Linked DNA regions of Homo sapiens: region 1 is linked to region 2. The links are chromatin contacts, found by Hi-C in ENCODE. All regions are on one chromosome and are shown on one strand. The core of a region is the stretch at or near the end of the contact, and the rest is flanking DNA. Distances in the headings are between cores, read along the strand shown.

Region 1 (3,853 bases), core at 834-3,333, 7.3 Mb after region 2:
ATTTGAACAACACCTTATAAAAGGGGACATTCAACTGCACTCCAGCCTGGGCAATAGAGACTCAGTCTCAAAAAAAAAAAACAAAAAAAACAAAAAAGGGGACATTCAAATGGCCAAGAATCAATGCTCAACTTTATTAGCAATAAAGGAAATTTAAATTAAATATAACATTAGACACCCACCAGATTGGCAAAAATTTAAGAGTTTTATGATGTCTAGCATGGATGTGGAGCTAAGAAAACTCTTGTAAACTGCTGGCATAAGTACAGTATCTTTAGAGAACAGTTTGGCAATGTTTGGTAAAACTGAAGATGTACAAACCCTACCTATTAGCACTTTTTTTTTTTTTTTTTGAGATGGAGTCTCACTCTGTCACCAGGCTGGAGGGCAGTGGCACAATCTTGGCTCACTGCAACCTCTGCCTCCCGGGTTCAAGCGATTCTCCTCAGCCTCCCAAGTAGCTGGGACTACAGGCGCGTGCCACCACGCCCAGCTAATTTTTGTGTTTTTAGTAGAGACGGGGTTTCCTCATGTTGGCCAGGATGATCTTGATCTCTTGACCTCGTGATCCGCCCGCCTTGGCCCCCCAAAGTGCTGGGATTACAGGCATGAGCCACTGCATCCAGCCACTATCAGCAATTTAATCACTAGGTATATATTCTAAAGAAATGCAAGCAAATGTGTACCAAAATATGCGCACAAAATGATCATAGTCACACTGCCTGTAGTAGCCAAAAATTACAAGACAAATGTCCATCAAGAGTAGAAGGATAAGGCCGGGCACAGCAGCTCACGCCTGTAATTCTGTCTCAAAAAAAAAAAAAAAAAAAGAAAGAAAGAAAAAAAAAAGAAAAAGAAAAATTAAAACCATCTGACAAATCAGTAAGGGAAAATCAGGTGTGGGAGGTGGGGTTTGAAGACACCACATTTTCTCAAAATGGAAACTCCAGGGATCAGGTCATCTCATAGGCAAGAATTTTCAAGAGAAGGAAAGCAACTATGTCCTGACAAAGAAAAAGGGATTTTTCTTAAACAAGAGGACAGGACAAGCTACCTTGCAGGTGCCTTGTGGATGTTCAACAGCCATTCTTTACTCCTGTTCGGAGGCCTCTATCCAAGCAGGGCAGGGCTGAGGAAGGAGAAAGCAGTCAGGAAACATCAGGTTCTTCTGAGAGGGAGTTGGTTTGACTATGTCAGAAGTTATCTTTGCTCAGCCCCTACTGCCCATCACCTACAGAGGAAGGTCAGAGAAGTCTAGGGCATCCTGCTTAATCCGGGCATCACAGACAACGGTAGGGTCAATGCCGTTCTGGGCAGAACCTGTCCCTGAGCTCACAGGGGTCTCCAATGGCTGAAGTCACAAAGACAAAGACTCCCCATACCTACATTGGCTATACGGACACATAGTCACACAAACTCACTCACACCGCAGGGACATAAACGTCACAGGCACCCCAAACCTAAACACAACACACAATCACACACTCATACACACCACGGGGGTAGACACGGACACAACCACAGAGTCCGTGGGCATCTCTCAAATTCCCAGTGACATACACCTTGGGGTCACAATGACAACAAATTCACACGCACCCTCCATCAACAATATCACCAACGCGCGCGCACACACACACACGGAAGCAGCCACAAACCTCAAAATTAAGGCATACTACACACAGTTCGGCAAATGGTAGTAAACACACACACACACACCCCAAGGGGACATACAGTCACAACCGCGGTCCAGGAACCTCACACTCGCAAACACAGTGCCCAACCCGGTCACAATTAAACTCTACTCACACCCGCACAAACATAAACAAAAAGTCCTCCTCCCCGCCCTCACAGTTCCATACACGGTCGCACAGACACACGCCCCCAGTCACAACCGTACACACTCCTCACAATCGCTCCTTAGCCTGTTCCCCACGCAGCCCACACAGGTCGGGAGTTCCTGTCGCGCCAGGCTCCGAGCCGCCTCACTTACGCCTGTTCGGATAGGGTCAGCTCCGTTCTACTAGAATCCACACAAGTCGACCCTAGCTATCTCACAAAGCCCCAAGGCCGCTTGCCCAAATCCGCGGGAAGATCCCGCCCACTCCTCAAGAGACAATCTAGTTATCGCGGGAGAGTGCCCTGGGCCTAGAGGCTTCTGGGAAGTGTAGTCCAGAAAGCGACAGGTTGCCGAAAGCTACAGCCCAGCCATCCCGATTCCCCTGGCGCGGACTCTGGCACCAACAAAACTATCTCTTTGAGGTGAGCTGCCCATCGGAGCCTTCCGGGAGTCTCACCTGACAAGGAGTCCCTAGACCAAGCTTTAGTCAGGCTCCTCTGAGCCCTTTTTGCTTGGCCAGGCCTCCTCCATAGCCTGCGAACAGCACTTCAGCAAGAATCCAGCTAAGCCAGTTTAGTAACAATCCCCCCACTCTTGATACTTAACTTCCTCTTAGTAATTTAGCATCCTTTAACTCCTTCACCCAGCCCGTTAGCTATAAATCTCCAGCTGCTGTTGTATTGGAAGTTGACTATTGCAATAGTCTTTAACCAAGTCCTTCTTGCCTGTTTAAGTCCTCTGGGGCAAGCTTTCTTTCACCCCGCCCAGCCTCAGAGGGCGGCTCCCGGGCTTCCGCCCCTCCTCGGGAGACATACTGGACCGCAGGGTCTCCTGGGAAACGTAGTCCAAGCCTCGCCGGGGATAGATGGGCCCAACTAAAGTGTGCTGCGTTCTCTGGGTCCTGAGGCGGCAGTCTGGCCGCAGTGACCAGACTAACTGTGCCCCGGAGGCTGCTTGGAATTCCACTTAACGCTGGAAGCACGCAGACGCTCTTGAGGCGGGCAGCTGCGTAGCGTGTGGAGGAGCCGGGAGAGCGCACCCCAATGTGGCACCTGAGCGTCTGGGACCGAACCAGCATGGGGAGTCGGAAGGGGACAAATCCGCGATCCCAGTCATGCATGTGAGACTGGGCAAAGGAAGGCTCGAGTGTGTGTGAGACCGCGGTGGGCCTGCTTGTGCTGGTGGGATGAGGGGTGTCTGGGTAGTTGAGTGAAAGAAACCGCGTGCGGGTCAGATTGGTGTGTGTGTGAGAGAAGTGAGGTCAAGATGTGTGCAGCTTTGGGCGTGGGGAGGTCATATTGAGTGTGTGGAGGTGGGGGGGGCAAGATCGTGTATGGATCTGTGTATGAGTGTGTGTAATCACCTGAATGTGGGTCACTGCGTGGGTAGCTGATACTATGACTGTGGAGGAATCTGAACCTCCAAGTCTCATTTTCTCTTTAAATTGTGATAACAAGGTTGTATCTTCCTGGTGCAGCAGTTTTAAAGGGGGGAAGCTCCATTACTGATATAATAAAATAGCATTTTTTATGTAAACATTTAACATTCAGACATTTCTTCTGAACTAGAGTACAAAATCAGTTATGAGTACTCCAAGTAGTTTAAAAAAGAAACCCGTCATAATAGATGCATATGGGGAAGATAAATAGTGAAAGGGGAACTTCCTTTTCACTATACTCTTGTTAAATTTTTAAAATCAATGTGAGGACTCATTTGAAAACAAATATAAAATTAAAAAACTGACAGAAAGGGGAGCTAGGAGGAAATCAATAATTTTTTAAGCTAGAAACTTTGGGAGGTGGTAGAGGTTGCCGAAATATGATGGCAGGAAGTGTATGACAACAGGAAATGCTGATGTAAAATATAATCCTGAAGCTTTTAACAATGGCAGGAAGGGCCGGGCATGGTGGTTCATGCCTGTGATCTCAGCACTTTGGAAGGCTGAGGCAGGAGGATCACTTGAGCTCAGGAGTTTGAGACCAGCCTGAACAGCATACTCTCTACAAACAAAACAAA
Region 2 (3,756 bases), core at 48-2,547:
CCCAAACTCCTGGGATTACAGGTGTTGGCCACCACGCCTGGCTAATTTTTGTATTTTTAGTAGAGATGGGGTTTCGCCATGTTGGCCAGACTGGTCTCAAACTCCTGGCCTCAAGTGATCTGCCCGCCTCAGACTCCCAAAGTGCTGGGATTACAGGCGTCAGCCACTGTGCCCAGCCACTATTTTTTAAAAGTCATAGAATAGCCCAGACCTTGAGCAAAGTCCCCACAGTGAAGTCCCAACCTATTTTCACATGATACTAGCCAGCTGCCTATGGCTCATGCAGAACATACCAAAGAAGACTCAGGTCTAGACTCAGACTGCCTCGGTTTCAATGCTAGCTCTGCCTCCTACTAGCTAGGTGGCTATGAGCAAACAAGTTATGTTCTTATGTCTCAGTCTCCTCGGAAAAAGAGTATCACTTCACAGAGCCACTGTATAGTGGAAAGGTGTTCATTTGTATAAACCCCTTAGAATGGAACTTAGCAACTAACGCTAAATTATAATCACTTCTCATGCCCAAATACATGACCCCACACATTCTCTGATTTATGTGAATAAAACAAGAATAACAACAAGTCTTACTCACATGGGGTTCTGCTGCCTCCTCCTCTGTGCAGTGCTTTTTGAGAAGTCAGGGCTGGGGAAGAAAAACAGGCTATGAAGTAACCAGGATTGTGTCTTCATCCCGGATACATCACAGTGGCATCTCCCAGGACCAGTTAGAAGCAACCCTCTCCTTCCTCAAAAGAGGTCAGGGACAATCCAGCTTCATGGACTCACAGAATTTCGCCACAGAACGGGAGTTTCTAGGAAAATTACAGTAGTATTGGTAATTCACGTGCCAGGCAGTTTTACACTTTTTGTATTACCTCGTTTTCTCTCAAAACATTCTATTAGGAAGTTTTTGCTTTTATTTTCCTTCAGAACAGCAAACGAAGGCACGGGGATTAACTAACTCGCTCAATGTGATACTGTATGAAGTGGTAGGGCTGGCTCATTAGGTGGGGGAGTCACAATGAGGGAGCGAACAGCCCGAGAGACCTTCAAACCCGACGAAGCATCACCCCAGCCGCCCGAAGCCAGTACGCCCCCAATTCTAACAAGCTCCGCCCAGGGAAACGCAAAACAGCATCCTGGCCCCTCAAACCTCCGCTCTTAGCCGCTACTCCTTTTTTTCCCCAAACAAAAGACCGCTAGCTGCTGACCACAAGTGCATTTCGGGGAAGTTTGAAAGGTTCCTGAGAAGCTGACCTGAATCACCAAAGCCAGGGAAAAGATGGCTGCTACGTCGTCTTCCTGGGCGGAAGTGCCTGCGAGTATCAGGAGGACCTGGACTACGCTTCCCAGAATTCCACAGCACTGCCTTCCTCGAGCCGGAAGTGCCTACAACTACCTAGAACGATTGGACCTACAGTTCCCAGGATTCCGCAGGGGAAACATTTACAGCCTTACTGCAGCTGAGCTATGCGCGACTACACGGAACTCCGGACTACATATCACAGAATGCTGGAGTTGGGGGAAAAACAGAACAGTACCGCCCTCCTGGACTACACTTCCGGAATGTCCAAGCCTTCTGATGTGGAAGTGTCCAACTACCTTGAGCTCCTGGTTTTCATTTCCCAGAATCCCTCACTTCTCTTTAGGTATTATTATGGTCTGAGTGTTTATGGCCCCCACCAAATTCGTATGTTTAAATCCTAACTCCCAAGAAGATATTAGGAGGTGGAACCTATGGGACGTGATCAGATCAAGAGGGCAATGCCCTCATGAATAGGATTAATGCTCTCTTATAAGTGGCCTGAGGGAGCTCCTTTGCCTCTTTAGTTATGTGAGGACACAGCCAGAAGGACCATGTATGACTTAGAAAGCGGGACCTCACCAGACACTGAATCTGCTGGCACCCGATCTGGGGCTTATGTGCCAGCAATTTCACTCCTAAGTAAATACCCAGGAGAACTGAAAGATATCCACACAAAAACTTGTTCTAAAAAAGTTCATAGCAGCATTAGTCATAATAGTCAAAAAGTGGAGAAGACCCAATGTCCATCAGCTGATGAGTGGATAAACAAAATGTGGTCTAGCCATATAATGCAATATTATTTAGTAATGTGAATGAACAAAATATTGATTCATGTTATAACATAGATGAACTCTGAAGACATTATGTCCAATGAAAGAAGCCAGACACAAGATACCATATATGGTATGATTCCATTTATATCAAATGTGCAGAATAGGCAAGTCCATAGAGACAGAAAGTAAATTAGTTGTCTCCAAGGCTGGGGAGATGTAGTTGGGAATGGGGAGTGACTGTCAATATGTAGGGTTTTTTTTTTCTTACTTTTTTAGAGACAGCGTCTTGTTATGTTTCCCAGAATGGAGTACAGTGGCTATTCACAGGCATGATCATAGCACACTGCAGCCTTAAATTCTTGGGCTCAAGTGATCCTCCCGCCTCAGCCCCCTGGGTAGTTGAGACTACAGGCATGCACCACCACACCCAGCTCATGTAGGGGATTTCTTTTGGGAGCAGATGAAAGAGTTCTAGGATTAGATAGTGGTAATCATTACATAATATTGTGGATCTTTTCAAAGATAGAAAAATGTTATGTGACAATATCCCCTAAAGCGTTAAAATGTAGCTAAACTCAAAGCTAAGACAGGGAAATCCCAACGGCCAAAGATGAACAGGCAAGTTAGGCCCACAGATGAAAAAACTGAATGATCCCACAAGGGCTGGGCATACTAGGTAAGAGCTAAGGAATTAATCTTGTGTGTGAATGGGAGTTAGAGTAGCCATGCATTTTGGGAGACATGAACTATACAATATTACAAATGAAACAGTTCTCTCCTCTTGACTGTGAACAAACAACAACCAACCAAAAACAAAGCCAGATAGCTCCCAGCTTCTACAGCTGTCTTGTGACTAACCTGAAAACTCTGGTCATGAGGAGGGTAGATGTAGACTGTACCTACAGTCTTATCAGTTATGGGGCAGAGGGGCAAGAAATTATTTGGTTTAGTCTACTGGTTTTGGTTACAAATTACCTTGAAGGAAGATGACCTAATGTGGTATCTGGTGATACAAAGAAAGAAAAAGAAAGAAAAGAATATAGGTACTGGATTTCTGAAGCCCTTTGTTCAGAAAAGAGTTAACATAGGCCTGAGACTGTTGTACTTAAAAGGCCTGCTTGCAACATGCTATAGTTTGATGGTGTTCCCTTGTTAAAACTTAATCCCTTCTTGCTTTTTCATCACTTCCACCATATGAGGACATAGCATCTGTCTCCTCCAGAGGATGCAGCAACTGGATGCCATATTGGAAGCAGACAGCAGCAGCCCTCACCAGATGTTAAACCTGCCAGCATCTTGACCTTGGACTTCCCAGCCTCAAGCACTATGACAGATAAATTTATATTGTTTATAAATTACCTAATCTGTGGTATTCTGTTATAGCAGCGCAAGATATAAGGTTAGCCCTTGACTGGTATCTGGGAACTTGAATTTCAGGAGGATTTCCACAATTCTCTGATGAGAGTGGCTCACCATGCCCCGGCTATTTGTATAATGTGATTTATGCTGAATTCCTTCTGGGAATCTAGAATTTTGGCCCAAGCTGGCCTATGTGACCAGTTCCAAAACAAAACACAACGTAGTGCCTAGGGCACTAAGTCTCCATTGAGCTTACTGGGTAGACATTTCACATGTTTCAATGCTGAAAAAACAGTACATCATGAATGATTCTACAGGGAG

The links. Hi-C counts contacts between places; a loop is a spot of excess contacts on that map. Pooled maps may share reads with other maps.
Region 1: a pooled map shows a loop between it and region 2 (9-fold over the local background). The contact joins the promoter of ZNF345 here to the promoter of ZNF226 in region 2. A Hi-C loop is called at or near these places in 5 of 50 pooled maps.

What each region holds. Positions count from the first base shown.
Region 1 is chr19:36,849,106-36,852,958 of GRCh38, reverse strand. ZNF345 (zinc finger protein 345) reads right to left here and starts at 2,083. Exons shown (of 3, transcript NM_001242472.2): 1 at 1,991-2,083; 2 at 1,055-1,129. It also overlaps a transcript of ZNF790 not described here. RefSeq lists an enhancer at 2,321-2,560.
Region 2 is chr19:44,162,641-44,166,396 of GRCh38, reverse strand. It overlaps ZNF226 (zinc finger protein 226), which reads right to left and starts at 1,297. Exons shown (of 6, transcript NM_001032373.2): 1 at 1,255-1,297; 2 at 590-640. RefSeq lists enhancers at 1,276-1,395, 1,456-1,605.